2 separate regions of the Mus musculus genome follow, and region 2 is linked to region 1. The links are chromatin loops, found by intact Hi-C in ENCODE. Cell type or tissue: gastrocnemius. All regions are shown on one strand. Each heading gives the region's core, and the rest is flanking DNA. Links, peaks and the distances in the headings are about the cores only. Region 1 holds the start of Lefty2 (left-right determination factor 2). Region 2 holds the start of 9130409I23Rik (RIKEN cDNA 9130409I23 gene).

What was found. A loop is a pair of places that touch in the nucleus more often than their neighbours do. Peaks named below come from ENCODE experiments on the same cell type or tissue, not always from the same donor. Only the 100,000 strongest peaks of a DNase experiment are listed, where the experiment ranks them.
Region 2: a loop joins it to region 1, with 2.3 times the contacts of the local background. A loop is called at or near these places in 8 of 42 quality-filtered maps.

Annotation. Positions count from the first base shown.
Region 1 is chr1:180,885,509-180,901,904 of GRCm38, forward strand. Lefty2 (left-right determination factor 2) reads left to right here and starts at 7,600. Exons shown (of 4, transcript NM_177099.4): 1 at 7,600-7,925; 2 at 8,627-8,873; 3 at 9,088-9,333; 4 at 11,942-13,599. The coding sequence starts at 7,676. The coding sequence ends at 12,305. It also overlaps a transcript of Gm39714 not described here. In gastrocnemius, for the core only: no CTCF peak of the experiment used is centred there; a DNase peak (open chromatin) is centred at 8,896.
Region 2 is chr1:181,040,490-181,056,885 of GRCm38, forward strand. 9130409I23Rik (RIKEN cDNA 9130409I23 gene) reads left to right here and starts at 10,748. Exons shown (of 3, transcript NM_001033819.2): 1 at 10,748-10,911; 2 at 14,268-15,010. The coding sequence starts at 10,830. It overlaps Gm39716 (a long non-coding RNA gene), which reads right to left and starts at 11,854. Exons shown (of 2, transcript XR_003948798.1): 1 at 11,204-11,854; 2 at 6,616-7,874. It also overlaps the pseudogene Gm17967. In gastrocnemius, for the core only: a CTCF peak has its summit at 9,156 (motif pointing right); no DNase peak of the experiment used is centred there.

The DNA of each region.
Region 1 (16,396 bases), core at 5,172-13,171:
GGAGGAGAGGAGAGGAGAGAGGGAGAGAAGAGGGAGAGGGAGAGGATAGGGGAGGAGAAGAGAGGGGAGGGAGAGGAGAGAGAAAGGGGAGAGGAGGGAAGGGGAGGGGAGGGGAGGGGAGGGGAGGAAAGGGGAGGGGAGAGGAGGAGAGGAGGAGGAGAGCTAAGAGCTCATGTGAGGACAGGGAAAGCGATCACCAAGGGAGGAAGGGGATGGCCTAGTACTTATTGCCAGGTGAAACCAGAGCTTAGTACGGGTTATCACATAGACAACCTGCCTACCCACCTGGCCTGGTATTGTTAGACAGCATTGCTCTGGCCAGGATCCCCATGTCTGTATAGGTGGGGCTCTTCTTACTGTCTGTGCTTACATACACCAGCCTGCTTGGTTTGTTTCCTCTTTTTCAGCTTTAACATTGTATCTCAGCACTTGCTTTAGCATCTGTGTGGCCTGTGGCTCCATCCATAACACTGAGAAAGGGAGGTGTTGCCTGTTGACTTCTGACAAAGACTGACTTAACCTGGACACATGGTTCCAGTTTCTCACTTCTTACTGCTCAGGGACCCTCTCCCCTTCCTGTCTCTTCTCTTCATTCTTTTGTATCATCTTCCCTCCCAGGAGGGCTGTGTGAGATGACTTCCTTGGCACTATTTGTTCCCACTTGACTGGAGGACCACACAGGGCTGCTTCTCTATACCAGAGATTGGCATGCCTGTCTCTGCTGCCCTGAGGGAGAGAACACCGCCCAGCTGTCACAGAGAAGGATGAGGAGAGATGCCACCATGAGGAAAGAGTTTTCAGGAAGGAACTGAGCTGAGGCATGGCTCATGGCGGCGTCCTTCCCTAGTATGCACTGTGTCCCGGGCTCCATCCTTCACACTCCCAAGGAGATGATACTGGAACTTGTCAAATCAGAATTATATTTTGTTTTGTTTAAGACAGGGTCTCTCTCTATATATAGGTCTGGTTGTCCTGAAACTCACTATGTAGGCCAGGCTGGCTGGCTTTGAACTTACAGAAACACACACACATACACAAATGCACTACACCACACACTCATCACACACACACAAACACACACACACCACACCACACACACACACCACACTACACACACACATACACACACTTACCACACCACACAACAACCACAACACACACTCACTTACCATACACCCCACAAACCACACACACATGTACAAATACACACATACATGCATGCACTGCACCACACACATGCCATACCACACATACACTACACTCATACAAACACACTCACCACACTACACACACTACACTCATACAAACACATACACATACATACACACCACACACATATACAATCACCACACCACACCCACACTGGTAAGATAAATTAGAGAGGAGAATGGTATAGAAAGGTGAGGGCAAGTGAGCAGGCCAGAATGCCAGCACTCGGGTTGGCTACCAGGATCTGAGCTGGGCTGTGGAGTAGAGGAAATTCTGTCTGGGAGAGGGAGGTGCCGCCCTGGTGCCTGGCCAAGGGCATGGTGGAGACCCTTGTGCAAGATGTAGAAATGGAAGGAAGACAAGACGGTCCCAAATAGCCCCTGTCTTAGAAGTGGAAAGTTCCATAGGTGATGGGGAAAGATACGGAGAGGTATTCGGGAGGAGGAGGTAGGTGAGGGGACAGGGATTTAGAAGAAGATGGAGGCAATTCTAGGGCTAATGCTTTCTTCTTTCTTCTTTGTCTGCAGCGCTGCATCTGAACCCAGGATCTGGAGCTAGGCCAGCTGAGTTACATCCCAGGAAAATTTCCAATGTGATTTCTGTATTCTTTTAAATTTACTTTTAATTTAAGCGTATCTGCGTGGCTGTCTACCACGTGTGCGCGGGTGCCCAGGACGGCCAGGAGAGGCTGTTGAATTCCCTGGAGTTGGATTTATGGGAGGTTTTGAACCACCTGATGCGGAGCCTGGGAACCAAACTGGGGTCCTATGGAAGAGACTCTGCTGACCCAGCTCAACAGTGGCTCCTAGGGTTCTGAGCCTCTCTGTCTCTGTCTCTGTTTCTCTCTTCCTAATTCATTTGTTGAGTGCATGCACACACAAGTCATGACACTCCTGCAGAGATCAGGGGACAAGTTACAGGAGTCAGTTCTCTCTACCATTCTGGGGATTGAACTTGGACTGTTTGGCTTGGTGGCAAGCATCTTCGCATGGCGAACCATCCTGCCAGCCCTTAATTTTTATTCTCTTCTCCCTTTCTCTCTCTGTCTGTCTTTGCTAGGGATTGAACTCAGAGCTTTGCATATGTAGGCAAGCACTCTCCTGTTGAACTGTATTCCAATCCCTAGATAATTCCAACTCAATAGGTCTCTCATTAGCTTCGGAGCATTGAGTATTATACATTTTTTTTCTCTTGCGTATAACAGAGTAGTAAGAAAGTAAAAGAGCTACTGTCTGTCCCTACTCTAAAATTTCTAGACAGGACAGAGAAAACCCAAAACAGATCTCAGGTCAAGGTTGTTGTCCTATGTGTGGTACCCTCTCTTTCCCCTCCCCCATCCTTTTCTTTCTTTGCGTCAGAGGTAGTCAGGAAGCGGAGGTACCATCCTCTGGAAGGGCTGGGTTGTCTATGAATGGAATAATCCTCTAATCTGATTTAGACATTTGTCTCACTGGACTGACTGCTCTGACACACCCCTGTCCCCTCTGCCCTATGTCTCCAACAGAAGAATCTTTACCTTCTGATGTCTGGACCCTGTCTCTAGTGAAATCTAGGCAGCCAGGGTTCAGGAGGCCACAGGTCTCACAGGTGACTCAAATATCAACTTCTGGAGCACACTGGCCTGGTAGAGAGTGACAGAACAGTAGGCCGTGGAAAGGGAAGGCACAGGGCCAACCCTGAAGCACGGAGGTGTTTTGCATGGAGGCTCTGTGATGCCCCACTGTGTGGAATGACTCGCCCTGGACTATGGGCCCCAGAGGATGGAGCGAACAGGGTTGTGGGGAGTTCGTTCGGTGCTTGTGCACCGGCCCTAAGGAACACACATCAGGTGGTGGCCTCAAGTGTTTGTATTTTGCCACAGCACTTCTGTGACCACTCAGAACATTCGCAGCATAGAAGCTCCGAAGGGCGGGGCTGTGGTGGAGGAGGGGGCACCTCTGCAACCTCAAAGAAGTCTGCCCTGTCCCCGCCTTAGAAGCCCTTGGGGGAGAGGTCTGATTTACACAGCTTTCTAGGACCGGAGGTGCTTTCCGGCTTTCAGGCCGGGCCGGGCTCCACCTCAGACACCCCGTCCCACTCAGATCCACAATATGAGGGAGAGGCCTAGCTTTTGCATCACAAAAGTAGCCCCACCCTCCCCCTACTTGGGCAATCTGCCCACTGTAAAAGTTTCCTAATCCACATCTGCTTCCTTCTTTGGGCCGTGGCTAATTGCCCAATCACTGTATTTCCCCAACAGAACTCCGAGGGCTCCTGGGAATCCACATCCAGGAGTCTTGGGAAGATCGACTCTGGGAGATTGACCCTCTGTTTTTCTGTCTGCGTTTTACACTGCCCTGCCCCCATTGGACCCCGAGTCGTCTGGGTTCCCAAGCTGCCTGCTGCTGATGGATGGCATCTGGCAGTAAAGCCAGCAGCAGACAGAGTTTGAGGTGTGGGAAGAGCTATGACCTTTGAGTGTCTGTGTATCAGTCCCGTGTGACCCTGGAATGCTGCAGCCCCTCCGAGACTGTTTTCTCTGTACCATCTACACTGTCTGGATAGTTAGTTTCTGCTCTGAGATGTCTGGTTCTACACACTAGCAGGGAAAGAGGATGGTTTGTCTAGACCAGTCCTTCATTGATACTGAACATCACCAGGCGATGATGATGGGGCGTTCCCTAAATTGGGAAGGGGGCTTAGTTTCTCAGTGTGGATCACCTATGCACGCCCCTAGAGGTCACCCCAGGAGTGCTCTGGGGAAGGGTTCGCCAATTCAGCCTCAGGGCCCAGGGATTCTGAGTCCCTAAAGCGACTCCCAGGTATTCCAGGTTTTTTCTTTTTAACTTAAAAAAAAAAAAAGGTGTTTTTATAGGCTAGAGAGATGGCTCAGCGGTTATGATCACTGGCTCTTGTTCCAGAGGTCCTGAGCTCAATTCCCAGCAGCCATGTGGTGGCTCACAACCATCTGTAATAGGATCCGATGCCGTCCTCTGGTGTGTGCCCTCTTCTGGTGCGTCCGAGGAGAACCACAATGTACTCACATACATAAAATAAGTAAATATAAAGATATATTTTTAAAAAACAAGGTGTTTTTATTGGGGGCGAGGAAACACACATATGCAGTAGACACACAGAGAAAAACACTCTCTGCAAAGCAGAGGACGGATTCAGAAAGCTGAGATTCCCTATCCCAGGTCCTTAGCGAGGCCAAATAATGACTATGCAGTTCCTCTTCTACCCAGGGCCCAATTCTGAACTTCCTAGGCTTAGCTATTCTATTGCTGATCACTCTGGGTGCCCCAGAAGGCCTCAGACCCAAGGTGTCCTTGAGGTGGCGGTAGAGATCCCCTGTGTACATCTGCAAGTCAGAAAGCATCTGCCCCAGATGCCTGTCCTTTGGCTCTGGCACAGAAGGTCTTACTGAACACAGCAGGGCCTTGGGTGTTACATTTTGACACGAAGCCAGCTACGATGATAAGCCACAGGGTTTCCTTTCGCCCATTGCAAGGGTGGTGAACTCTTGCATATTTAAGGCACACCAGCCCAGAAGAGCTTCCAGGGACGAAGGACCTCACGTTCTGGTGGCCTGTAAATGTGACACCTCTGTGCCGTTTGGCTTGACTAAAGCCCCAAATGTTAGCATCCTATAAAGTCCCTTCCCTGTTAATCACTTGCAAAGGAAGGCAGCGGCGGTGTTCCTTTTGAAGAAAGCCGGATACAGAGTGGGGGTCTTATATTTCAGGGGCTCCTCATTAGGAGATGTGAGCTCCAGGATGGGATTAGATTTTGTTTTTCTGTTTTTCTGTGCTGGGGGATGGAACTCAGGACCTTTCGAATGCTAGGTGAGCGTCCAGACACTGAGCTACCCCCAGCCCCAGATGAGACATTTGAAGTCCTTCTGGGGCATTACCTAGTTTCCTTGGAAACAGAGGTGGGAGATAAGAGAAAAATGACTGAGAAGCAGGTCTGTGACCCTGGGACTTCCCTCTCTGGGGCCAGCTGCCTGGATTTCTATATTTCCTCTTACTTCAGCCTGCCTATCCTGTGACCCCTCCAAACTCTCTGTCATATATATCCAAATAGCCCTAACTTTGGCAGTCAATATCTGCCCTTAGACAGGTCATGTAACAGTTTTACGCCTCGGTGTCTTCATCTATTAAGTGGAAATAATAATGCAAACCTCCCTGTCTACCCCAGGGATAAAGAGTTAACAATGCCAGGCATGGTAGTACATGCCTAGAATCTCTGCACCAGGGAGGCTGAGGTAGGAGGACTTTGAGTTCAAGGCTAGCCTGGGCTACATAATGAGACCTTGTCACAAAACAAAACAAAGCCAACACACACACACACACACACACACACACACACACACACACCCCAAAACCACACACACATCTTGCATGCATGATTTATTATGATTAGGGACAGATTTTTTTTTCTTTTCTTTGACGTGGTAGAGATCAAAACCAAGGACTTGCAAATGCTGTACTAGAGACTTAGACCCTTAGCCTTATCAGAGTTATTTCTGCTCCTCTCTTTTTTTTTTTTTTTGGGTTTTTTTTTGAGACAGGGTTTCTCTGTATAGCCCTGGCTGTCCTGGAACTCACTCTGTAGACCAGGCTGGCCTCGAACTCAGAAATTCTGCCTCTGCCCCTCGAGTGCTGGGATTAAAGGCGTGCGCCACCCTGCCCGGCAGTTATGTTCCTCTTCTAAGTTCTGAGCCCACCCACTTACTACTATAAATCTTCTACATATATTAATATGTACGTGAGAATGTGTACATATGTGTGCTCGTGCATGCACTCGTGTGTGTGTGTGTGTGTGTGTGTGTGTGTGTGTGTGTGTGTGTTTGGGCTGTTACCCAGAGCCCTTGAACCTGAGAGGGTTTTCTCTGCTCTCAGGGTTGTTTGAGAAAGGTAGAACACAGCGCATACACACCCAGGGGCCAGTGTCCTCCTGGGAAGGCAGAGAGGTGATCCCTGTCCACCAGGCCCTTTGGCCCTTAAGCTCCTCTGTGGCCATTGTTCACCTCTCATTGGCTACAGGAAAGGTTTCCTTCTGCACACACTTAGACCTCTGAGCCAGAGAGGCCTTAGGGGGCAGATGCAAATATCTGTATCGCAAGGTCTCCTCTAACTGCATACTGTGACAGGACAGGTGACTTTGTCCTGTAGTGAGCTGACCAGCATCTGAAAGATGCACTTGCAGCTAAAACCTGCCTCGTAAGGGCTGTGTGGAACCCTACTCCCAGCTTGGGATGGGGCCTGGCACACATGATCACTCATACGATGGATGTCTGCTGAGGATGTATCTTGCATGCGCATATGTTATGTATTTGTTTTGAGACAGGGTCTTCTGTCATTGTCAACTGCTCCTTTAGATAATAAAAACACAAGGCATTGAGAATTTATAAAATTTACCAAGTATCAAGACCCAGCTGTTGTAAACTGGGAGCTAGAAGAAGTAGGGCCAGTCAGGTGCCTGCAGCTGTGGACTGGACATGTTTCCAGGCAGATTTGGCCTCTGGATGGTTTCTGTCTCTAAGTCTGTGGTATGAGCAAGACACAAGCCTGAGCGCTTGTGGTATGAGCCTAGTGGGCGAGCCCTCCCAGAAGGAGTTGCTGTCTGAAGAGGCACATTCTGTGGCACTCTGAGAGCAGAGAGACATGCGCAGTCTTCATGTTTCCTGAGACTATGCTAGCAAAATCTCTAGTTAGCGGCATCTGTCTTCCTCTGGCATGGGAGGGGTGGGGTGTGATGAGGACCGTGACGAACCTGGACAGACCCGTGGGGGTACTGAAGGATGTATACGGTTCCTTTGACTCCGGGGTATCTGTGGAATTGACCAGAGACAGCTGGAATACAGGACTCTGCCCCTCTTTGTTCCTCCACGGACAAATCTAGACCTCCACTGGCCCATGGAGAATCTTCCAGAGTCTTAAACAGGTCTGGCATAGTGATACACAGCTGTAGTTCTAGCATGCAGAGGATGATGGGAGGAGGATTATCACAAGTTTGGGGTCCGCCTGACCTAGAGTCGTTTCTGAAGAATTCAGCCCAGCCATGGCTATGCAGGTAATATAGTACTTCAACAACTGGTGAAAGAGTCTCTCTGTTTTTTGCCCCGAGGAATTCTCTATCCCACAAAACAGACGGTGATATTATCAGATAATTCCAACAAGAGCGAACAGTATCGTTGAGAGGCAGTGACCCCACAGACAGAAATCTCAGTCCGTGTGTCTTCCAGACAGCTCTCTGTGTCCTTTCTTAGACAGCCCCTCCTCAGGGCGCAGGGGCTTGTCTCATGCTGAGTTCCCAGGAGGTCCCAGGGGTGTGACCTTTCTTGTCCTTCCTCCCTGCCCCCCACCCCAGGGCCAACTATAAAGAAGGCCAGTGCCAGCCCTCAGCAGACCGTCTAGGTCCCAAGAACTTTTCAGGGCACTTTTAGGGACGCATATATCCACGATTCCTCCTGGGCAGCGCCATGAAGTCCCTGTGGCTTTGCTGGGCACTCTGGGTACTGCCCCTGGCTGGCCCTGGGGCAGCGATGACCGAGGAACAGGTCCTGAGCAGTCTACTGCAGCAGCTGCAGCTCAGCCAGGCCCCCACCCTGGACAGCGCGGATGTGGAGGAGATGGCCATCCCTACCCACGTGAGGTCCCAGTATGTGGCCCTGCTGCAGGGAAGTCACGCTGACCGCTCCCGAGGCAAGAGGTTCAGCCAGAATTTTCGAGGTGAGCTCTTCCTGCTGTCCCTGGTCTCTAGACAGGGCAGACTGACCATGCCCACTCTGGTGATGTAGACCCTTTCTTTGTGTGTGTGTTGAGAGGTGTGACCAAGTCCTCAGGACTCTCAAGGCCAGGAGGAGATATACATCAGGCTGGAGTGACTGACAAGACCCAGACTCAGAGAAGAATAGAGCAGGGCAAAACAGGATCATAGGGTATGGGTAGGTGTAGCAAGGACCCAGTTCTTCTGGAGACAGTAGTGTGACTTCTGGGGTGACTATCTAGGACCATCTGGGACAGTGGCCAACTGTGTCTTGTGCTATGAACACTGAAGTAAATTACTGGTTGAAGCTACTTTGGGTTAAAAGCAAACAAAACGTCCAGTATTCTGAGAACAGTATAGCCCGCTAGTGAGATGCAGGAGCCTAAATGGAGCCTCTCCCCGTTAGGGCTGGGATCAGAAAGAAAGCCAGATCCATGACCCGGCTTCTATAAGGACCCTACTCTCTTCAGCTTCATTACTTCTGGATCCCAAAGCTCTTTGTGCTTGCTTGGGGAGGTTTAGTGAACAAGCTCTTGCTGGAGATTTTAAAAAGGCACAGAACTGTAACGGCTCTGTCCTGGCCTCCTTCAAGTACAGTGGCTCTGCCATCCTAGAGGTCTTGTGATACCTGGAGAGGCCCGGCTGACTCTGTCCTTGTCCACAGAGGTGGCAGGCAGGTTCCTGATGTCAGAGACCTCCACTCACCTGCTAGTGTTCGGAATGGAGCAGCGGCTGCCGCCTAACAGCGAGCTGGTGCAGGCTGTGCTGCGGCTGTTCCAGGAGCCTGTGCCCAGAACAGCTCTCCGGAGGTTTGAGAGGCTGTCCCCACACAGTGCCCGGGCTCGGGTCACCATTGAATGGCTGAGAGTCCGTGAGGATGGCTCCAATCGCACTGCCCTCATCGACTCTAGGTAGGGGATGCTGCTGGATGCTGTTGTTGCTGATGTGTGTGTGCGCGCACGTGCGCGCGTGTGTTGGGGGAGTTGGGAAGTGAGGGACTCGCCCATGCAGGGGGAGGGGAGCAGCAGATGATAGGGATGGGTACCGGACGGGACAGACTCCTCCTTCAGGGCCTCCCTAACAGCCTGCCAGTCCCCTTGCCTGACGCGCACTGCTGTGTCTCAGGCTCGTGTCCATCCACGAGAGCGGCTGGAAGGCCTTCGACGTGACCGAGGCCGTGAACTTCTGGCAGCAGCTGAGCCGGCCGAGGCAGCCGCTGCTGCTCCAGGTGTCGGTGCAGAGGGAGCATCTGGGGCCGGGGACCTGGAGCGCACACAAGTTGGTCCGTTTCGCGGCGCAGGGGACGCCGGACGGCAAGGGGCAGGGCGAGCCACAGCTGGAGCTGCACACGCTGGACCTCAAGGACTACGGGTAGGCTGGAGGTTGGGTGGCTAGGGATGCAATAGACCCGGTCCTCCTCCCTCTCTGCCCCCAGCCGCGCCGAGATTTTGTACCAGCTTAGGTGTGAACTGTGTAGGCTGCCCCGGGAGATGAGCCATTCCTACCTATAATACTTTCTAGCGGTGCGTTTAGAAATGGTATTATAATATTGAATTATAACATTCTATTTCCACTGTCCCCTTCAAGAGTAAGTCTTTGAAGATTTTTAGCTTCAAGCCAGGCATTGGTGGCACATGCTTTTAATCCCACACTTGGAAGGGAGAGGCAGGCAGATCCCCGAGTTCGAGGCCAGTCTGGTCTATAAAGGATAGCTAAAGCTACACACAGAGACATCCTATTTCAAAAAACCCAAACCAAACCAAACCAAACAACCAACCACTAAAAACAGAACAAACAACAACAAAACCCATCTTATTAGGCATATACTTTAAACATTTGTATTTGCTACTATTGCGCATGTGTGTCCGTGTGTACACACTGTGTTCTACTCTGTCACCTTTATATGAGTTCCAGGGATCCAATCCAGCCCAGGTCATCAGTTTTGCATGGCAAGCTCTTTACCTGCTAAGCTACCTTGCCTCCCCTGCATATACTCTTTGTTGTTGTTAAAAATTCTTTATTTTGGGGGAATTTTATTCATATATACAATGTATCTTTATCATAGCATTCTCTACTCCCCATCTTGCTCCTCCTGATAAGCATTATAGTGTGTGTGTGTATAGGGGTGTGTGTGTGTGCATATATGTGGTATGTGTGTTGTGTGAAGTATGTGTGCATGTGTATATGTGTGGTATGTGTGGTGCATGTGGAATGTGTGGTGTATGTGTGTGTGGTGTGCATGTGTTGTGTATGTGTTGTGTGATATGTGGTGTGTATATGTATGTGTGGTATATGTGTGTGTAGTGTGTATGTGTGTGGGGTGTGTATGTGTGGTGTGTGTATTTATGTGTGGTATATGTGGTATATGTGGTGTATGTGTGTGGGGTGTGTATGTTTGTGGGGTGTGTATGTATGTGTTGTATGTTTGGTGTATGTGTATGTAGTGTGTATGTGTGGTGTGTGTATATGTGTATGTGGTTTGTGTAGTATGTGTGCATGTGTATGTGTGGTGTGTGTATATGTGTAGTATGTGTGGTGTGTATATATGTGGTGTGTGTGTGTATATGTCTGGTGTGTGTAGTATTTGTGCATGTGTGTATGTCTGGTGTGTGTATATGTATGTGTGGTATGTGTGGTGTGTGTATATGTGGTATGTGTATGTATGTGTGGTGTGTGTGATATGTGTGGTGTATGTGTAGTGTATATGTGTGGTGTGTGTATGTGGTGTGTATGTGTGATGTGTGTAGTATATGTGCATGTTGTGTATGTGGTATGTGTATATGTGTGGTATGTGTAGTATGTGTGCAAGTGGTGTGTATGTATGTGTGGTATATGTGTGTGTGTGTGCAGTGTGTATGTGTGGTGTGCATGTGTGTATATGTGGTGTGTGTGTGTGTGTTTGTGGTGTGGGTGTGCTTGTTCTATAGCAGGCATGTGGTGGTCAAAGGATGACCTTGAATGTCAGTGTCTACCTTAGGCCTTGTTTGAGAGAGGGGTACCTTGTTACTCAGCATGAAGTTTGGCTGCAAGCTTCCGGAGGTTCTCCTGTCCCTACCTTCTCTTTTACTTTAGGGTTATATTGATTACTGAGGCACACTACCTGCCAGCCTTCTGTGGGCACTGGGGATTTGAACTCAGGCTGCTCTCATATTTGTGCTCTTCCCCCATTGAGCAATCTGCCCAGCGCTTGTTTTGTATTTTGAGGCATGGGTCTCATATAGCTCCAGCTGCTCTTGAATTCTTTACACAGCTCAGGATGACCATGAACCGCTGATCTTGCCATCTTCTCCTCCCTAGTGCTGGGGTTACAGGCATGCGTCACCAGGTCACCAGCAGCATGTGCTTTTAAAAGACCTTCTCAGTCCTCACTACTATGTAGTTGGCCGGGAACTCTGTGTAGGTCAGTGTGGCCTCAGCTTTATAGATCAGTCTGTCATTGCTTCCCGAGTGCTAGGGAGATTAAAGGCAGGCATTACCATGCTCAACTTCACTAGGTATTATAGGTAGCCAAGTACGGTTTAAAGCTTCTAGGAGGGTGTGCATAGTTCATATGTACAGGCTGTACCGTTTTGGTATCCTTGGGCTTTCTGGACGCCATCTCCCATGGACACTAGTCACTGAGGACAAGTTGCTTAAGACCAGGCCTTTGTCGTGAAGTTCGGTTCTATCTAGCTCTGCTTTTCACTTGTTCTCCATCATGTCACTGAGCACCTTTGGGTCTCAGAGTCCTCAGGTATAACAAGGCTAAGACCAGAACTCCCTTCAGGATTCCTCTGAGGATGAAGTACAAATATCACCCTAGATAACACATAGGCCATATGTAGTTCTGGCATACCAAGACTCTTAGTAAGCACTTTATGTTCTAGACATTTATTTGTTCTTTAATCTTCACAGTGTTCTCTTTGAAGACCTTGGGAAATGGTTGGTAGGACTTCCTTCCCTGCCCTGTCAGGTGACCTTTGCTCTCTCACCCCTACAGAGCTCAAGGCAATTGTGACCCCGAGGTACCAGTGACTGAAGGCACCCGATGCTGTCGCCAGGAGATGTACCTGGACCTGCAGGGGATGAAGTGGGCCGAGAACTGGATCCTAGAACCGCCAGGGTTCCTGACGTATGAATGTGTGGGCAGCTGCCTGCAGCTACCAGAGTCCCTGACCATCGGGTGGCCATTTCTGGGGCCTCGGCAGTGTGTTGCCTCAGAGATGACCTCCTTGCCCATGATTGTCAGTGTGAAGGAGGGAGGCAGGACCAGGCCTCAAGTGGTCAGCCTGCCCAACATGAGGGTGCAGACCTGTAGCTGCGCCTCAGATGGGGCGCTCATACCCAGGGGGATAGATCTGTAGTCTCCCTGTCCACAGATGTATTCTCAGTGAGCTTGTCCTAACTTAGTGCTCTCGTCAGACCTTTGCTCTACAGTCTTGGTTTTCTTGTCCATCACCCAGTTTAAGCACTTACATGGGTAAATCATGTCACTCCAGTAGGACACACTGACCCCACTTAGCCAAGGACATGGCTATGCAGTGAACAGGTTCGCATCTGAGTCTGTTTTCTGGCCAGAACTCAGCTTAATGTACAACAAAACCCTACGGTGAGAACAGGGGAATCAAAAGCTCGTTTACTCTTACACCGTGATTACTGGCATCAACGTACCATGTCAGGGACTGCCCACAGCAGGCTGGGAGGGAGACATCTCAGAAGCCTGCGGCAGCTCCTTGTGAAAAACCGTTGTTCCCATTTCTCCTAACCTTAGCCCTAGACAAGAGCTGTATAGATTTCATGTGTGTGACTGCTTTTCAGTTGGCCTTGGTGTTCATAGTTATTCTATATTATTTGACTTTCCTACTCCTTTCTCCTTCTGCCCTGGTGAATTCTATGAAACTAGATGTTCCTTGATGTAATGATTCTTAAACAATTAAAAAGTTGAGGCATGGGACACAGCACAGCACAGTCCTGATGGCCCAGGTGCATGCTGTAGATGTATTCTGTGTGCTCTTATCTTGGAAACAATGCAATAACTTTGCAATGTTAGTTCAGATTAATGTTTGACTTGCAAAGAAAGTTTGAAGAAATTATTAGAAAGTGAAATAGAGCCAACACTGGGATCCCGAAAAGAAAAAAGCTATTGAAGTTATGAAATAAGTTTTGCACAAAATTTGAGAGTGTTTCCTGGATAAGCAAGTATAGAATACATAAAATCTTATATTAGTAAAACTAAGCCAAAACACCGGGACTCTTAGGAGGGTCACTGCGTGCAATGTGCAGAAGCAGAAAGCTGGCAGAACTGCCGAGTTAAGGGTGTACCTGAGTCTTTCTGGCCATTGCCTGGCAGCTTTGCCCATGTCATTTATTGTCAGAGCTTCACGGGAAAATGCAAGTAGCCGACTTCGGAGCTCTGAGCTCTGGAGTATAATAAGTCAAAAGGTAAAGTTTAAATAATGATAAGTTTGCAATAATTATTATTTTGGCCAGAGGCCTGGGAATAGGGGAAGCTTGAAACTCTGGGGGAACAATTATAATTCTTGATTCTTTGTGTGATGTGGGTATTGTTTTGAATTTGATTTGGCAACGATTATACAATGTCTTTTTTTCCTATCTGCATTTGGAGTATCAATAAAAGACTGGGGCAAGAGAAAGGGAGAGAGCGAGTCATCGAGTGGAGAGAGTGGGGTGTGCATGCAGTGTGCGTGAGGTGAGTGTGGAGTGGAGAGAGTGTGAGGAGAGTGTATGGAGAGTGTGTGTGAGTGAAAGGGGAACGCACAGAGGTGTGTATGAGCATGAGAGTGAAAAGAAAACTGCACAGGAGAAAAGAGCGTGTGTACAGCCTCAAGCTGCAAACAAGCAAGCAAGAAATAGAACACACACACAAACACACACACAGAGGGAGAGGGAGAGAGAGAGAGAACAATTTTAAGCTTCGAAAAATTGCCTGTCAGTTTGTACTCGGAAAGTTGTCAGTGTCTGTTTATTATGTGCCTTCCAGATATCCCTGCTTCCAGTTGAGAACTCCAATCCTGTGTCGAGGCTGGACCCCGACAAGTGATACATAAATTAATTTACACAAAACAGAACAAAGCAAACAGAACTCCAACATGCCCTAGATAGGAGAATATCTGGAAAGAGCCCACCAGGTACTGACCCATTCCAGACTTGTTTTCCTCTCTTGAAACAAGGTCTCAGTATGTAGCCCAGGATGGTCTCTAACTCAAAACCACTCCTGCCTCTGCTTCCCAAGAGCTGAATTAGAGGCGTTCACTGTCATGATCAGCCCACCATAGACTTTCACAAATACTCTGAGGCCCTGGTTCTAAAAGCACTAAGAGGTGGGGAAGAGGAAGGGCTATAGGCTGGGATGCTGGCCAGGAAGTCAAATATTTAGCTTCCAGAGCTGACCACAAGCAGGCGACTCAAGGCAATGCGGAAACCTATGAGTTACTCAGGTGGCTTTAAAAAGGAGCAGTGGTTGTGCCAGGCGTGGTGGCGCACGCCTTTGATCCCAGCACTCGGGAGGCAGAGGCAGGCAGATTTCTGAGTTCAAGGCCAGCCTGGTCTACAAAGTGAGTTCCAAGACAGCCAGGGCTATATAGAGAAAACCTGTCTCAAAAAACAAAAACCAAAAACCAAAACCAAACAATCAAACAAAAGAAGCAGTGGGCTTCAGCTCAGAAGCACCACGGCCCAGGGAACAGGCAGCCCTGAGCATTGCGTTCTACTCCAGAGTCAGCGCGACCCGGGTGTGTTTAACATCCCCCTAGAGAACTACCTTCAGCAAGAATATACTTCAACACGGTGCCTTTTTCATATTTAGCAAAACAACAACAACAACAATGAAACATAGATAATCTGAAGAAACAAAGTTAAAGGGAAGCTTTTTACCGTGTCTTACGTCATTTCTAGGACTCTCAACAGAAGGGGATGATGGGTAATGATGACAGCCTGATTGGATGATACAGGGATGATCAAAGTCTCTCCAGTTTGGAAGCTTGAGGACCACAGTAACTAAGTTTAAATTCCCTATGCAAGCTCTCATTGGAAACTAGTATTTTGAGCATTACATACACTTCCTCTTTAGAAAGTATCTTGACCCTTGCCAAGGAGAGGAGGCTAAGGTTGTGTGGTGGGCGAGCATTTGTGGAGCTAGGCTAGGCAATAGTGTATGTCTATCATGAGTATCACCACTTAAATCTTTGTAACTAAAGCCAGGCACGGTGGCACACACCTTTAACCTCCACACCCAGTAAGTAGAGGCAGGTTCGTGACCAGCCTGGTCTATGAAGCAAATAACAGGTCAGCTAGGGCTGTTATAAAGAGAAACTCTGCATTGAAAGTCTTAAAAATAAACAACAAAAAATAAATTTTTGTAACTAATGCACAGAGACTAGTCCTTTGAATCTTTAGTAGAGTAACTTATTTATGTGCTAGGCTGTTTTTTAAGAAAGCCATCCGTGGGGATGGGGAGATGGCAAAGCACTGGCTACCCTTCCAGAGGACCCAGGTTCAATTCCTAACACAGATGGCAACTCACAATTGCGTGTAACTCAATTTCTACAGGATCCAACATTGTCTTCTGGTCTCTGTGGGTACTAGGCACGCATGCAATACACAGATATACATGCACACAAATTACCCACGCACATCAATAAAAACACTTTTTAAAAAGGAATTCTACCCACGGTTGGACAGAGAGAACAGCAGATTCCTTGTTAAGAGTAAGGGAAGAGTAGAGATTAAATACCCTTTTCTGGTCTGGTTTTGTTGGTGCCTTTTTTTTTTTTTTTTTTTTTTTTTTTTTGCTGGCGTCTACAGCCATTTCTAGTTCCTTAACACTAGGTGGCGCTCTGAACCTGTTTGCAAATTAATTCTGCTCTTGCTCTAGGAGCTGGTGCAGAGGCAAGGACCTTTTTGGTGGAAAAGCCAAACTTGTCAATCTTTCTTTGGTCTGTCTGAATTTCCTTAGTTGGTATGAACAAATATTTCTTTTACACCTCTACAGGAAAACCCACGAAACTCTATTTCCTTCTTAAGAGAAGGAAATAATTATAGGCAGCAAGCCAAACCCCATTAGAAGTGGAACTTTAAATTTTTCAATTTTGTATTTGTTTGTATAGTCTTTTGTTTTGTTTTGTTTTGTTTGAAATAGGGTCCTATATCTTTTATAGCCCTGGCTGTCATGGAACTCACTTTGTAGACCAGGCTGACCTCAAACTTAGAGATCTGTCTGCCTCTGCCTTCAGAGGACTGGGTCGAAAGGCTTGTGTCACTACTGTGGCCCAGCTTACTCCAGGCTACCCTTAGCCACACTACGTATCATTGGTTTGCATGAGGTGGTTACAAAAATCCAAAGATGAAAAAGTTTCATCAGTTTTGTCTTTAAAATTGGTTATCTTAGTCTGTCCTACATAGGAAATAATGTTGCCTAATCTTTTGTTGGTTTGTT
Region 2 (16,396 bases), core at 4,818-12,817, 150 kb after region 1:
CAGGCACTAAAACAAAGCACAATGAGATACAGTTCCGGGGACTCTGGCTTCCAGAGTGGAGATGCGCCTAGCTCTATGCATCCATTCTGCAGTGAGGTAATCATAACTGTATAAAAATGTTAATAGAACTGTTTAAATGACCGCATACACCCTCTAGAACAGTGGTTCTCAACCTTCCCAACACTGCAACCCTTTAATACAGTTCCTCATGTTGTGGTGACACCCAGCCATTAAAATTATTTTTGTTACTACTAATAACTATAATTTTTGCTCCCTTATGAACTGTTACGTAACTACCTGCTATGTGGGATATCACATGTGACCCCTAACGAGGTTGTGACACACAAGTTGAGAACTGCTGTTCTAGATGTTCCAGGGACATACAATGTATGAAGAAATTTGTACTCAAGAGAATCTGAATCTTGATAAGAAGAAAAGTGCCCAAAGCACCCGAGCCATGCCCTGTTCGTTCTTTCTTCCAGCCCTGCATGAAGGCGCTGCATCCCAGAGAGGTAACTCCAACACATAGGTTCCCTGTCTCCAGCTCCCAGTTTAGGGCTCCAGTGCTACCTTGAAGAGGCAGGTTGCCAGCATTTCTTATCCTTTCCACTTCCCCCATTACTGCAAAGGCTAAATTCATAGATTTTGAAGCCAAGCAGCCTAGAAGCCTCTCATCGCCCTGTCTTTGATAAAGTGGAGTATCTGTCTCTGTCTATGCTAGCTGTGGTATGCTGGGAACGCAGTGCATCTATCCCCTTACTGTAGGAGGGATGTTTCACAGTTGGGGAAGTCAACTGAGAAGACCAGCTCAGGGAGCTGAATTCAGAGCACTGTGGGCAAACAGGTTCCTTCAATGAAAAGCAAGCTACCACCCTTTCCCTTAACTTGAGAAAAATGTCTTAGAATTTTTCTCATGGGGAAAGGCAAGCCATAAGAAAAGAGCTCTAAATCCATTCCTTAAGAATGGACTCTGTAGCTGGTGCCCTGAGCAGACCTTGGGAGCAAACTCCACAGCCAGTCCCTTAACACCCAGAGGAAGCTTCACTCTCAGGTGTTCTAACACACCCAGGATCACAGGATCACAGGAGTTTGTTTGGTCACACCAGGATCTCAGGGTCTCAGAGGCAGCTTGACTCCCAGGAGCTCTAACATACCCAGAATCTCAGGATCACAGAGACAGCTGAACTCTGAGGAGTTCTGACACAACCAGGATCACAGGAAGGACAGGCTCCAGTCAGATATATCGAGGGCAGGTAGCACTAGAGATAATCAGATGGCAGGTGACAAGGGTAAGAATATAAGCAACAGAATCCAAGGTTATTTGGCATCATCAGAACCCAATTCTCCCACCATAGCAAGTCCTGGATACACTATCACACTGGAAAAGCAAGATTTGGATCTAAAATCACTTCTCATAATGATGATAGAGGACTTTAAGAAGGACATAAACAATTCCCTTAAAGAAATACAGGAGAACACAGGTAAACAGGTAGAAGAAACACAAAAATCCCTTAAAGAATTACAGGAAAACACAATCAAATAGGTGAAGGAATTGAACAAAACCATCCAAGACCTAAAAATGGAAATAGAAACCACAAAGGGAGAGAACCCTGGAGATAGAAAACCTAGGAAAGAGGTCAGGGGTCATAGATGCAAGCATAACAGAATACATGAGATAGAAGAGAGAATCTCAGGTGCAGAAGATACCATAGAAAACATTGACACAACAGTCAAAGAAAATGCAAAATGCAAAAAGCTCCTAACCCAAAACATCCAGGAAATCCAGGACTCAATGAGAAGACCAAACCTAAGGATAATAGGAATAGAAGAGAGCAAAGATTCCCAACTTAAAGGGCCAGTAAATATCTTCAACAAAATTATAGAAGAAAACTTCCCTAACCTAAAGAAAGAGATGCCCATAAACACACAAGAGGCCTAAAGAACTCCAAATAGACTGGACCAGAAAAGAAATTCCTCCCATCACATAATAATCAAAACACCAAATGTACTAAACAAAAAAAGAATATTAAAAGCAGTAAGGGGAAAAGGTCAAGTATCATATAAAGGCAGACGTATCAGAATTACACGAGACTTCTCACCAGCAACTATGAAAACTAGAAGATCCTGGGCAGATGTCATACAGACCTTAAGAGAACACAAATGCCAGCCCAGGATACTATATCCAGCAAAACTCTCAGTTACCATAGATGGAGAAAACAAGATATTCCATGACAAAACCAAATTTACATAACATCTTTCCATAAATCCATCCCTACAAAGGATAATGGATGGAAAACACCAACCCAAGGAAAAACAAGAAGGTAATCTTTCAACAAACCCAAAAGAAGATGGCTGCACAAACAGAATGCTACCTATAACAACAAAAATAACCGAGAGTAATAATCACTTTTCCTTAATATCTCTTAACATCAATGGACTCAAGTCCCCAATAAAAAGGCATAGACTAACAGACTGGATACGTAAACAGGACACAGCGTTTTGCTGCATACAGGAAATGCACCTCAGTGACAAAGACAGACACTACCTCAGAGTAAAAGCCTGGAAAACAATTTTCCAAGCAAACGGTCCCAAGAAACAAGCTGGAGTAGCCATTCTAATAATGAATAAAATCAACTTTCAACCAAAAGTTATCAAAAAAGATAAGGAAGGACACTTCATACTGGTCAAAGGAAAAATCTACCAAGATGAGCTCTCAATTCTGAACATCTATGCTCCAAATGCAAGGGCATCCATATTCATAAAAGAAACTTTACTAAAGCTCAAATCACACATTGCACCCCACACAATAATACTGGGAGACTTCAACACCCCACTCTCAGCAATGGACAGATCATGGAACAGAAACTAAACAGAGACACAGTGAAACTAACAGAAGTTATGAACCAAATGGATCTAACAGATGTTTATAGAACATTTCATCCTAACGCAAAAGAATATACCTTCTTCTCAGCACCTCATGGTACCTTCTCCAAAACTGACCATATAATTGGTCACAAAACAGGCCTCAATAGATACAAGAAGATTGAAGTAATCCCATTTACCCTATCACATCACCATGGACTAAGGCTAGTCTTAAATACCAATAAAGACAATGGAAAGCACACATTCACATGGAAGTTGAATAATGCTCTACTCAATGATAATTTGGTCAAGGAAGAAATAAAGAAAAAAATTAAAGGCTTTTTGGAATTTAATGAAAATGAAGACACATCATACCAAAACTTATGGGACACAATGAAAGCAGTGGTAAGAGGAAAACTCATAGCTCTGAGTGCCTCCAAAAAGAAACTGAAAAAAACTTACATTAGCAGCTTGACAGCACACCTGAAAGCTCTAGAACAAAAGGAAGCAAATACACCCAATAGGAATAGACTGCAGGAAATAATCAAACTCAGGGCTGAAATCAACCAAATAGAAACAAAAAGAACTATACAAAAAAATCAATAAAACCAGGAGCTGGTTCTTTGAGAAAATCAACAAAATAGATAAACCCTTAGCCAGACTAACCAGAGGGCACAGAAACAGTATCCAAATTAATAAAATCATAAATGAAAAGGGAGACATAACAATGAAATATATCTTAAAATAATTATTCTGTCTGTTGAATATTAACAGTTGAAAATATTAAAATCATGTTCTACAAACAAGAACAACAACAACAACAAAGAAACGAAAAAGAATGGACTCTGTAGAAAAGACTTCAGGAAAACTTCAATACGAAGAGTCCTCAGAGAGTACTAGACATTAGCTGCTTAGCAGCTAGGAGACTAGCAGCTCCCTGAGAGCATCAAGCTATACTGCACCCCTAGGCTACCAGGGAGAACAGAGGAACGTGGCAGGAAAGAAGAGTCCAAAGAAATCAACATGATTGACCTCAAGACCTTCCCAGGAAGCTCTGAGTTTGCTCACTGACAGTGGCTTGCTCATGGGAGGGAGGCCCTGGGTGCTGCCTCCAGCAACAGTAACAGCACAACAGCCAAGAAACTGCCAGCCCCCATGGCAGTCATGGCAGAAGTAGGCCAGCTTAGAAGAGCACAAGAGCTGCTTCTACTACGAGCTTATTCCATAGCTCAGCCTTCTTTTGTTCCCGGTAATTTTGAGGATGCCTTCATAGCCAAGATCCAGGGACGATAGGCTGATTGCATAATTTCAAGGCACATCAGCTGCAATACAAAAACTATGGCCTGCTAGGTCCAAGCCCTGGTGAGGTGAGGTCAGTGGAAAAGGACCAAGATGGGGCCACAAACCAACAACTTCAGGCACTGAGATCTAGACAGAATCTCCACAAAGATAATAGAGTGGCCAGCAAGCTTTAGAACAAATACCGCTAAATTTGTAAACAAAACCTGGCCGTATTAATTCAGGTGAGGATGTGGGAAAACTTAGCCACATTGTTTCTCTGTACTCTTTCTAGGGAAAGACCTGTCCATGACTCTTCTATAGCACAGCCAGATACAGTATAGATGAGAGGTTATCAAACCTCCCATGATGGGATCCTGCTACGATAACAAGTATATACACCTGTGGACGTCTCAAAAACAAGGCTGAAAAATCATGAGCCTTGCTCAACAGAATGGAGGCAATCTGTTCCCGCTCAAATGATTGCGCAAAGAGGCAAGTTCAATCTGGGAGTAGGAAGTGGGTCACCGGTTGTCTTAGTCCTGGATGTGTTTGGGTAATAGTATAGAAATTAAAGAAAACATTCCTTATCCTGGCTGTGAGGAGGACATGTATATAGACTAGTCACGGAGGAAGAGTGCATTAAATATATACATTTCATTTTGTATTCTATTCCTCAGTTGTGTTAGGAAGATGTTCAAAACCTGGCCAGCAATCTTCTGACAGTGTGCTGTTTCTCCATCTCTTAGTCACTGTTGTTGAAACCCAAGGTTCAGCTGTTGCAAGTGCGTACTGCTTTGTATAAGTATAATTTATGAGGTTTTTTTTTTTTTTTTTTTTTTTTTTTTTTTTTTGCTAATCGTTGAAGCCTACCCACCTAGCATAGCTGTAGCCATTTTGTTCCACAACTGCCAGCTATTTCATATTGTTGCTGTAATATGCCTGCCAGTTATTAATGCAGAAAAATAACGACTCAGAGCAGGGTCATGCTGACTACATACCTTGTTATGTTCTGTATGTTATGAGGTTTGTTACTGCTAGGAAATTCCACAACTATAAGCTTCATGTAGGGCCCATCAAACTAAAGGTTGATATGAACTGTTATGTTTAAATTGGCTTGAGTCAGGGCTAACCACCGGGCAGCACTTCCAACACCTGTGTATGAGCTCATTGTGGGTTTTGGAGTTTTATCCTGAGAAATGTCCAGCACACAGCTTTGAGCTGTTGCTCTGGACGATCAGTATTGGGGTGTACATTCAACAAACCATCCCTGTTTAACTAAGATTGGTGCCCCTGTGGTTTCTGGGGTGACTCCTAGACCCCAACATAAATGTCTTTACCCATTAAAGCTACTCTAAAAAATGCCACATAATTCGTCTCTCTTAGTTCTGGTAGACAGAAAGTACAAGGTCAAGGAAGCTGCAGGCTTGGTATCTAGTGAGATTTTGTTTGGTGGTGGTGATGGGGTTTTTGTTCTCTTGTTTGTTTTGAGACAGAGTTTCTCTGTGTAGCCCTGACTGTCCTGGAACTCCCTCCATAGATCAGGCTGGCCTCTGCCTCTGCCTCCCAGGCGCAGGGAGTAAGGGTGTGTGTGTGCGGCTACCCCTGGCTTGCTGGTGGTTGCTGTTGGGGAGACAAGGTCTCACTATGTAGCTCTAGCTGACCTGGAAGTTACTGCACAAAACTAGCTGGACTTGGACTCAGAGAGACCTGCCTGCCTCTGCCTCCCCAGCGTTGGGGTAGAGGGATTTATTTTCTTAATGAAATAATTTGAAGTGGGAAGACCCATTTGCAATACAGATCTTTTGAGGTGGAAAGATCCATCTCTAATCTGGGACACATCTTATGCTGGCAGCCTATATAGAAGACATGGAAGAAGGAACTCTTTGGCTTCTTGCTTTCACCCCTGATAGCAAGTCCATTCCTTCACTGGCATGAAAACCTAATTCTTCAGGATTCCAGCGTGTACTGAAGACCAGCTGAGACATTCAGCTTCTTTGACTGAACAGCTACTGGATTCTTGGTCCTTCCATTGTCATAGTCAGTCATTGTTGGACTGGGGGACCACATTCTGTAAAGCACTCTAATAAATCTCCTTTACACACACACACACACACACACACACACACACACACACACAATTGGCTCTGTTCCTCTTGAGAACCCTGAATAATAGAGTACCCATCTTCAGTGTACAGAATTCACTTGTGTATTTATATTGGTGCTGAGTATTGTCCCTGGACGCTACTGTACCCTGAGCCACATTTTGCACTGTTTTAGTTACTTTTGACCACGTTAGCATTTCTGTCACCACCACAATCAAGGCTGGAAACCTCACATCATGTTAAAGTTTTATTTAGAACCATTGTTCCTCCTTGCATAGCTCAACTGAAAAATAAAATGCTTGTTTTTAGTTATTGTGTTAGTTGGGGAGGGGTCTTTATCCATATATGAGCAAAAAAGACACTAGCACAGTATTTTGTTCTTTCTTTTTTTATATAAAAAATCAGCATGCTATAATACATTGTTATTTCCCTTAGCAGCTAGCCTGGGCTGTGTGGTTTCCTCAATCAATCAATCAATCAATCAATCAATCAAACAACAAAGCCCTTTCTCATCCAGTAGCTCTCCTGGGTGCTCCAGCAGGGAGAAGTCACATTTAGTTGTGCGTTAACCTCTGTTCCTTTTCTCCTCTCTCCCCTTTCCATGCCTCACCCCAACAGTTTCACTCTCACACACACACCCCAAGTAGTCCCTTCTTTGTTTCTGTCACATGTGTTCCGTGATTCACTCATCTCCCCTCCCTTCATTCCTCACTCAAAGCTTGCCCTCTTATGGTGCCCTATGTAGTTTCAAAACCTATGCTGCCACCACCCCATACATATGCAGAGATGACAGTTAAAATCTAGTGGCTTAGGGAAGTGGCTCAGTGGGTAAGAAAGATGAATGTGGACACACAACACTCATAGGTGTGGTTTCACGTGTTGAAATCAAACCCAGTGCTAGAGGATGAGGAGACAGGCAGGACTTATCAGCTAGTTTGGCACACTGGTGAGTTCCAGGTTCAGTCAGAGGCCTGGGTTAGAAAACCAAGGTGGAGAGTCATAGGGAAGGACACTGAACATTGAACTCTGAACTCCACAGGCCTGTGCACATGTGTTCCCACCAATGAACTAAACTAAACCAAACTAAAATCTAGAAGGGAAAAATGTGGTGATAATGGCCATCCAAGTGGGTCAACAGATTACTAAGGGAATGGCTTTGTTGGACAAGCCAGATTTCTCTGGCACACTTGACCTCACAAATGCAAAGAGACCCAGTCATTATACCAAACATATTCACTGGTACCCTATAGCATTTAAATATAATTCAGCGATCAATCTTCACCACAGGCTATTGATTGGGTCCTCAGTGAATGAAAGATGAGATGAAGGGGGGACATTGACCATCCCTGAAATGTGGAGAATGGCTTTATGGTGAATATAAAGGAGGAAGCAGGCAGAGGGAACAGTCCAGGTTGGATGGGGCTGGCAGGCTAAACCAGACCATGAGAGGAGAGGGGGGGAAGGAGAGCGAGAGAGGAGCCGAGTCCAAAAGGAGCCGCAGGTGCTGAGTGAGACTTGTCCTGGGTTTGAACCCAGGAAGTGTTCGGATTGTTTCAGAAGTCTCAGTCCTCAGTCATGTGGCTCCACGTCTTCTTCCTTCTACTTCTATTATTCCTATATTCTTCTTGCCTAAATAAAAAGGAAAGATTTTTAACTCAAACACAGTAAAACTATTTACAATAATGAGGCTATTTCTGCCAAGCTCTCCACAAAGCCCAACGTGGTTGTATTCGGCAGCCTTAGAATGGAGTCTTTTGAGTTCAAAGTTCTGTAAAGTGTTCGTATCAGCCCCATATGAACTCAGCAGTTTGAATGTCCTGAGCAATCTGTCGTCCAAAGCTGATCTTTGGGTGGTGTTTGTCAGCTCAGTAGCAGTCCTGGCTAGGTAGAACACAGTAGCAAACCCACAGGTGTCCACTGTGCAGAACCTGGTGGCAGAAGAGGCCTGGGGCACTTTTGCCCAGTAGTTGGCGGTACCACAATCCAGGTGGATTCGTTGTTGCAGGGTCCCTTCATCTCCTCGGGGAACCTCAAAGGTTACTGTTGGGAATGGTAGAAAATCTAAACATTTTAATTGCCATATTCAGCAGTTCCTGGTTACCTGCTTCAGACTCAAACCTGAAAACACATACAGGAAGCTGGATGAAGCTTATTTCTAGAATTAGTGAATATTCTGTATGACCACTAGCATCACGGTAGAAAGTTTATATGTAAGTAATAATCGTACGCATGTTTAGATACTTTTATCTTAAGAAAGTTTTGGAGAGTCAGATGACAACCAAAAGAGGATTGTATTACTGGCAATAAACTAGTCTTTCTCGGACCCTGATATAGCTGTCTTTTGTGAGACTATGCCAGTGCCTGGCAAACACCGAAGTGGATGCTCACAGTCAGCTATTGGATGTAATACAGGGCCCCCAATGGAGGAGCTAGAGAAAATACCCAAGGAGCTAAAGGGGTCTGCAACCCTATAGGTGGAACAACAATATGAACTAACCAGTACCCCAGAGCTCATGTCTCTAGCTGCATATGTAGCAGAAGATGGCCTAGTTGGCCATCATTGGAAAGAGAGACCCCTTGGTCTTGCAAACTTTATATGCTTCAGTACAGGGGAACACCAGGGCCAAGAAATGGGAGTGGGTGGGTAGGGGAGTGGGTGGGGGGAGTATGGGGGTACTTTTGGGATAGCATTGGAAATGTAAATGAAGAAAATACCTAATTAAAAAAAAACTAGTCTTTCTCTTTTTTCCTCTGTCTGATACCAGGTGGTTCTTCTGATATGAGACAAAGATTTTAGATTTTCCTTTAACAAGCATGTGTGGGTTTAGATTAGGAGAGAGCCTCTCTCCAAACCCAAAGCCAGCTTTCCTTAATTGAATTGGGACCACATGAAGAGCAGTTGCCACTTATGTCTGTAGAGGGCAGCAATACCACTTAGCCAACTTACTCTTTTTTGGGGGGAGGGAGTGGGGGGACATTTTCTCTTGCTGGCCTGGCCTTTTTCTTCAGATGTTTCAGTTGCCCTGTGGTCCCAGATTCCTTAGTTGGGTGCTTTTATTCTCCTGGGAAGATAAAACCAAAACCCTGTCCCAACTGCTTACCTCTGGGAAAGGGATGGCCTTTTCTGGCAGGTTATATCTTTCCTAGGGCAAAACCTCTCGACAACAAAAAAAGTTTTATCTTTCAATTGAAATTTTAAAAGATCCTTTTGAAAATTTAAAACTAAATATCTTAGTGGGTAAATTACACCTATAATCTCCTTTCTCTTTATATATAATTTCAAGAATTAAGTGTATTTATTTTTAGATCTAAAGACTAAGCCTTTGTCCAAAGGGGTGGATTTTATTCTGACCACCTAGCCAAGAGGAGATTCGGAGCATCCTCTGTCCTCCTGACCAGGGAGCATTACTGTGTCCAGCTGTCTTTACTTGAGTCACCAAAAGGTACCAGAAACAAGACCAAACTAAGAAAAAGAACTGGGAAGCTACCAAAAAACAAAAAAAACTTTCCTCCTCATAGAGGGCCAGCTGGCTTCCTGGCATTCACTGTCAGTAACTGAGGGATGTTCCAGGGTAGGGGGCTTCCCGGCCAATGTACCAAATGTTGGGGTCCAGGAATTGCCCCACGAAACACACGAACACCCATCTCAGTCCAACAGGGATGGTTTATTGAATGCATATTCTAAGACTGATCCATCAGGGCTGTAGTTCAGAATTCGGGGGGGGGGGGGAAGGGGGAGGCGCTGAAGCTACGACCTTGAACATTATTTTTTATATCAGTTTATAAAGGATAAAACCACACCAAAAACAAAAAAACAAAAACAAAACAAACCAAAACAAAACTACAACAAAACCACAATGAGTTCATACGCAGGTGCTGGGAATGCTGCTGGGTAGTCAGTCCTGACTCAAGCCAATGCAGACATAACAGTTCATATTGACCTCTAATACAAAGGGTGCTACGTAAAACTTTGTGATTTTTTTTTTCTTTTAAGATTAACAAACCTTGACTGGCAGTGGTGGTGCACGCCTTTAATCCCAGCACTTGGGAGGCAGAGGCAGACGTATTTCTGAGTTTGAGGCCAGCTTGGTCTACAGAGTGAGTTCCAGGACACAGAGAAACCCTGTCTCGAAAAACAAAAACAAAAACAAAAAAGAAAAAGAAAAATATCAACAAACTCATACAGACTGTAACAGGGGACTCACAGCACAACCCGGCTCTGAGTCAAGTTATTTTTCTGTGCCAATAACTGACAGGCATTTTACAAGTACACTATGAAAAAGTTGGCAGGCATGGAACAAAATGGCTGCAGCCGTGCTAGGGCAGAGGCCTGGCCTTTACGTGCAGGGTCAGTGATACCCATAGACTGCAGGAGGGTACATCCAAACCTCAGACCCTGGAGGCACAGCCTGCAGAGTCAGCTGACCAGGCCGGGCTGGTGACTGGGTGGTGTTTAGCACCTCCTCAAAGGTATTACTCAGCCTGTGAAGGGGATAAGAGATGCAGGCCACAGCTGCTATTGATCCTGTCACCCTCTCGGAGTTGCACCTGGAGCAGATCCTAGGGCAGGTGTGCACACCAGCCATGAGGAAACTCGCATCACTGGAAGATGCTGAGTGGGTGTACAATGATCGGCTGCATAATGATCGACGTCGGGAGATATTGGGTGAGATTGCCTGTGTGTGTGTGTGTGGGGGGGGGGGGAAGACCTTTCATCCCAGTACCCAGGATGCAGAGCCTTGTGGTTCGTTTTGAGTTCTAGTCCCATTTCGTTTACCCAGGAGAGCTTGAGTGTGAGAGAGAGAACCCTTGATTTGAGCATATTGCAAATCACTTATGCATAGTTGATAGGAAACGACATACGACAATCTTATCTATGCTATATACATATTGCATAAAAATAAAAATAATTATTGATAATAATTAATAGTGTGATATCCACCTACATGAAAACTCACCCTCAAACAATGGAATTCGGTGTTCTCACCGGTAGCCGGGGAAAGTCAAAGAAACGGGAAGTTGTCATCGATTCTTGTTACAAGAGGGGGACTTTCCCCACAAATCTAGCCATCCCATTTGAAAAGCAGAAAGGACTTTATATTTCTCCATGAAAATTCGACCATATTCGAGGAGGAATGAGTGCTGCTCAGGATTTCCTTTCTGGGAACAGAGATGGATGGCCATCGGGAAGAAAACCAGGGCCGTTGCTTGAGTTACGTCGACATGATAGTGTATTTCTGAAACTTTGGTCACTTTCTAAGAAGTCCACGTCACAAAATTGACAGAAATGCCTGATCGACCAAACATGCTCAAAAAAAAAAAAATCTCAAAATAAACTAAAATTTTATGTAAAGCAAGGATGCCAGAAAAGGGACAAAACTGGTTCTCAGCAATGGGAGCTGCAGAAACTACTGAGAGTGAGGTGCTGGGCAGAGAATTCACGGAGGTGGGGCTGGGGATGTACTGGATGGTTGAATGCTGGAGCAGCCCACGTGAGGCCGCAGCCAGCATCCTGCTGAATAAGGAAAGAACCCAGAGCACTTGCTCTGCATCCGGGAAGAAGTCCGGGGGTGCTACTTACTGTTCTCTCTCTCTCTCTCTCTCTCTCTCTCTCTCTCTCTCATTACCTCCCCCTCCCCCTCCTTCCCTTCCCCCTCTCTCTAGCTCTGGCTTTCTTACCCCATTCTCTCTCCTGTTCTCTCACTTTTCCCCCCTTTTCTGTCCCCCACCCCAACAAGCAGTCGCTGTTTATTAACTGACCAGCTTACAGAAATACCCAGGGGACCCTTCCTCCATCCTTCACATAAGCCTGTCTGTCTGGTCTACAGCATCTGCATCTTCTAGTGAATGTGTGGTCTTTTTTATTTTTCCTTCATTCCACCTCTTGGAGACGATATTTGGGCCATGGGAGGCTGTTTGCTTCCTTGAATTGTATAGATCCCAGGAATTATATTCTTTATGCAAATGATGCCGTATTTCTCAAGAGATCGAGCAATCAAAGAATTATCTGTCGAGGCAATTCTCTTCTTATTGATTTTGCCCTAACCAGGCTTGTAGATTAGCTCATTTACCAACTTCTGGTTGGGGTCCTTCCATGTGCGTTCCCCAATTCCCAGGGTGTGGACTGAAGTCTTGTTGAATTTAACAAAGGTGTCTGTCATTGAAGACCTGGTAGAAGCAGAGAAGCTGCAGCACGTTGTGGAGTCCATAGCCTTGGTGCCTTGGGCTCTGATGGTTCTGCAGGTATAGGAGTTTCCAGCCATCCTTGCCAACCTAGCCATATCAATGCCAGTTCTCTATATATCGGCCTTTATTTGTCTTTCACAGATAAGCTTCCTCTTTGCCTTCCAAAGTGTCTTTAGGGCAAGCATCTTCCTCAGGGGTTTTATCTTAAACTCTGTGGAGATTCCGGTTTCTGGCACAGCAGAAACCTTCTGTTCCTCTGGTGGCCTCCATGGTTCCTGCTGGGTTGCAAGCCATCACAGAAACATAAACAGAGAAAAGGCTTGCTTGCACCCTGCTACGGGGGTCATAAGCTATATGCACTTACTATAAAGGACAATATGGATTTTCTAAAAATTAATTTTAAGAAAAATAGTGGTTTTCCTCCCATCATAATCTCACAATAGATCTACCACGTAAAATTTTCTCTCACTTCCTGTTACACTTCCAAAGTGAATGCAGTCAGCACACAAATGAGAAACCTGCACTTTCATATATGTTGTGACATTCACAATAGTTAAGTTGTGGGTTTAACCGATGTGACCATCAATGGAGACAGTGGTGTGTTTACACAGAGTGTATTGTTAAGCTATGACAAATAAGAATGAAGTGGCCTTAGAGACATAGCTCAGTCAATACAGTGTTTGTGATGCAGGCATCATGACCGGAATTCAGATGCCCAGCTCCCAGATGAAAGCCAGGCCCAGTGGCACAGAAGAGTAATCCTGGCACAGGGGTAGCAAAGGCAGGGAGACGTTTATTAGTGTGGCTTAGAGCTGCTGGCCTGAGCATCCCAGCAATGGCTGTCTCCTGATGGAAAGGCCAAGGTTACAATAGTTATTCAGTTAAAGAAAATGAATGTCTTGGCAGTCACACTCTGATGCTGGAGTCCCAGAGATGTTCCCTCTACATTGGAATAACAAAGAGGCAGGGCCTAATGGCAGCAAAGAAGGGCCTCAGCAGCAGAGTAGATGGGCTTGCCAGTGAGAGTGAGGGCAAGCAGGCAAAAAGCAAAAGCTTGCTTCCTCCGTGTCCTTTCATGTGGGCTGCCACCAGAACGTTTGCCTCAGATCTAGGATGGGTCTTGCACCTCAAACAATCCAACCAAGAGAAATCCCTCACAGCTATGCCCAGTGGCCTGGGTTTAAGCTAATTCCACAGACAATCAAGCTGACAACCAAGATTAGCTGGAGAAATATCTGTTCAGACAGTTTTACAATTTAAAAAAAATTGATTTATTTTTATGAGTATGGGGACAGCTGTCTTCAGACACAGCAGAAGAGGACATCAGATATCATTACAAATGGTTGTGAGCCACCATGTGCTTGCTGGGAATTGAACTCAGGACCCCTGGAAGAGCAGTCAGTGCTCTTAACCTCTGAGCCATCTTGCCAGCTTTACACTTTTTAAATTGGATTTGTTACTTATTTGTGCAAGCTTTAAAGGCTCCTATACAGTCTACATCAATGTCTCCCATCAATAGTCTCCCCCTTTTCAGTGGCATTATTCGCAGAAGAAAAGAAATCATATGCAGTTTAAAAACCAAAGAGGTCATGAGGATTAACTTGAATGTTGTCTTTGGAGATTTGGGATTTTATCATTAGGTCTTTGATACAGTTTCAGTTCATCGCTGTGCGTGTTTAAAGGAAGGCGCTTTTATAGCAAGTTTTCGCGCCCATCGAGTCATCTCCCAACTCCTTTAACTAGAATTTCTTCAGTGTGTCCACCTAAATATACTTGATGGTAATTATAATTACACTAATCTCCACCTAACTATTCTTGTGTTTTCTTTTCTTACAGCAAAATATCCAGAGATAAAATCTTTGATGAAACCGGACCCTAACCTGATCTGGATCATAACCATAATAATTCTTATCCAGCTGGCTTTGTTGTACTTAGTCAAAGACTTGGAGTGGAAATGGGTCATATTTTGTGCCTATGTATTTGGTGGTTCTATTAACCACTCACTAATTATAGCTTCTCATGAGATCTCTCATAATTTCCCCTTTGGCCACCGCAAAGCACTGTGGAACCGCTGGTTTGGAATATTTGCTAACCTCCCGATTGGGATTCCATGCTCGATTTCCTTTAAGAAATACCACACGGACCACCATCGATTCCTTGGAGTTGATGGTGTCGACGTAGGTGTTCCTCACTATCTCGAGGGCTGGTTCTTCTGCACCGCTTACAGGAAGCTTGTCTGGATTGCTTTTCAACCTCTCTTTATTACTTTTCGACTTCTATTTATCAACCGCAAACCAATTTCTTATCTGGAAATCATCAATACTGTTGTTCAGATCACCTTTGACATTATAGTTTACTATGTCTTTGGGGTTAAATCCTTAGTCTACATGCTGGTAGCCTCCATGCTTGGTCTGGGTTTGCACCCAATAAGTGGCAATCTTATAGGGGACCATTACATGTTCTTAAAGGACCAGGAAACATTCTCCTATTATGGGCCTCTGAACTTGCTCACCTTCAATGTGGGCTATCACAACGAGCACCATGACTTCCCCAACATTCCTGGAAAAGACCTTCCCTTGGTAAGTAAAGTGTTTGGTAAATATTTTCATTTCTAATAGCGACCTAACCCAAATTAATCTTCACTTGCTCATTGTTTAATGAAAGTTAGTATATTTTAGTAGCCAATGCTGCTCATCAAAATGAAAATCAAAGCATAATATCATCTGCTATCTGACAGGCTAGTTTGACCAAGGGTACAGTCTTTTACATTCTTACGCTCATGGCTCAGAAGTATCGGCAGATGTGTACAATCTGTTAGGCAGTAAAATAACTCTGTCCTAGCTACTGTCCTATTGCTGTGAAGAGACACCATGAACAAGGCAACTTAGAAAAGAAAGCATTTAACTGGGGGTCTTGGTACGGCTTCATGATCATCATGGCAGAGAGCATGGTAGCAGGCAGGGAGGCATGGTACTGAGTGAGACTGGACCTGGCATGTGCTTTTGATACCTCAAATCCCCCCCCCCTTCAGGGACACACCTTCTAAAACACAGCCATACTCCCTAATCCTTCCTATGGGGGCCATTTTCATTCAATCATCACAAACTCAGAATTAGAAATCAAATCCTTCTGTGACATGAGCAGCAACCTGAGTTAGAGGAGCTCTTCAACTGGTGGGATCTGCTAAGATGGTGTGTGGCTTATGAAATGCTGTGACTACCTTGTGACAATGCGGTACATGGTCACGTGGTGCTAGTTGATTTGTCCATGAGAACCAGGAAATCCTGCGTAAGTTTTCTGAAAAAAAAAAAAAAAAAAAAAAAAAGGGTAGACATCTGTTTGCAATGCTCTGTTATGTTCCTAGCATGGACTATCATCTCTCCCTTGCTCAGACTTGTATAGCATAAGGTAGATCAGTGTTCTGTGCTTGGCAGACTGACACCTTTTAGAAACACATATTGAGCTACTGAGGGATGAAATACCAATGTTAACTTCTCCGGAACTCATGCATGCCATCTGCGACCTAATTTCAATGGGTTCCACAAGGAGAAGAAAGAAGGCGGCTGTGTCTCATGCAGACTGGCATTACAGAGGGTAACTGTGTGTCACGGGCACCTGTGCCACACCTTCGAGCTGGCGAAGGGTGCATGAGAGCTGTTTGATGATCCTTTCAGCTGTTCAGTGGGATTTGCATTTTTACAATAAACGATTTGAGGAAAGAAGCAGATACCTGTATGACCCCAACCCTGAGCATGCGTAGTGTAACACTAGCCTCCAATGTCTTGGTATCGATCTGTCCGGAATCTCCAGTGTGGCTTTTGTTGATCTATGACTGGGCAGGTGAATTTTTATTTTTTTAAGGATTTTATTTTTTGTTGTGCATGTGTGAATGTCTGCATATATATGTGTGGACCACATGCATGTTAGGTGCTCAGGGAAAGCACAGGAGGTGTCATATACCCTGG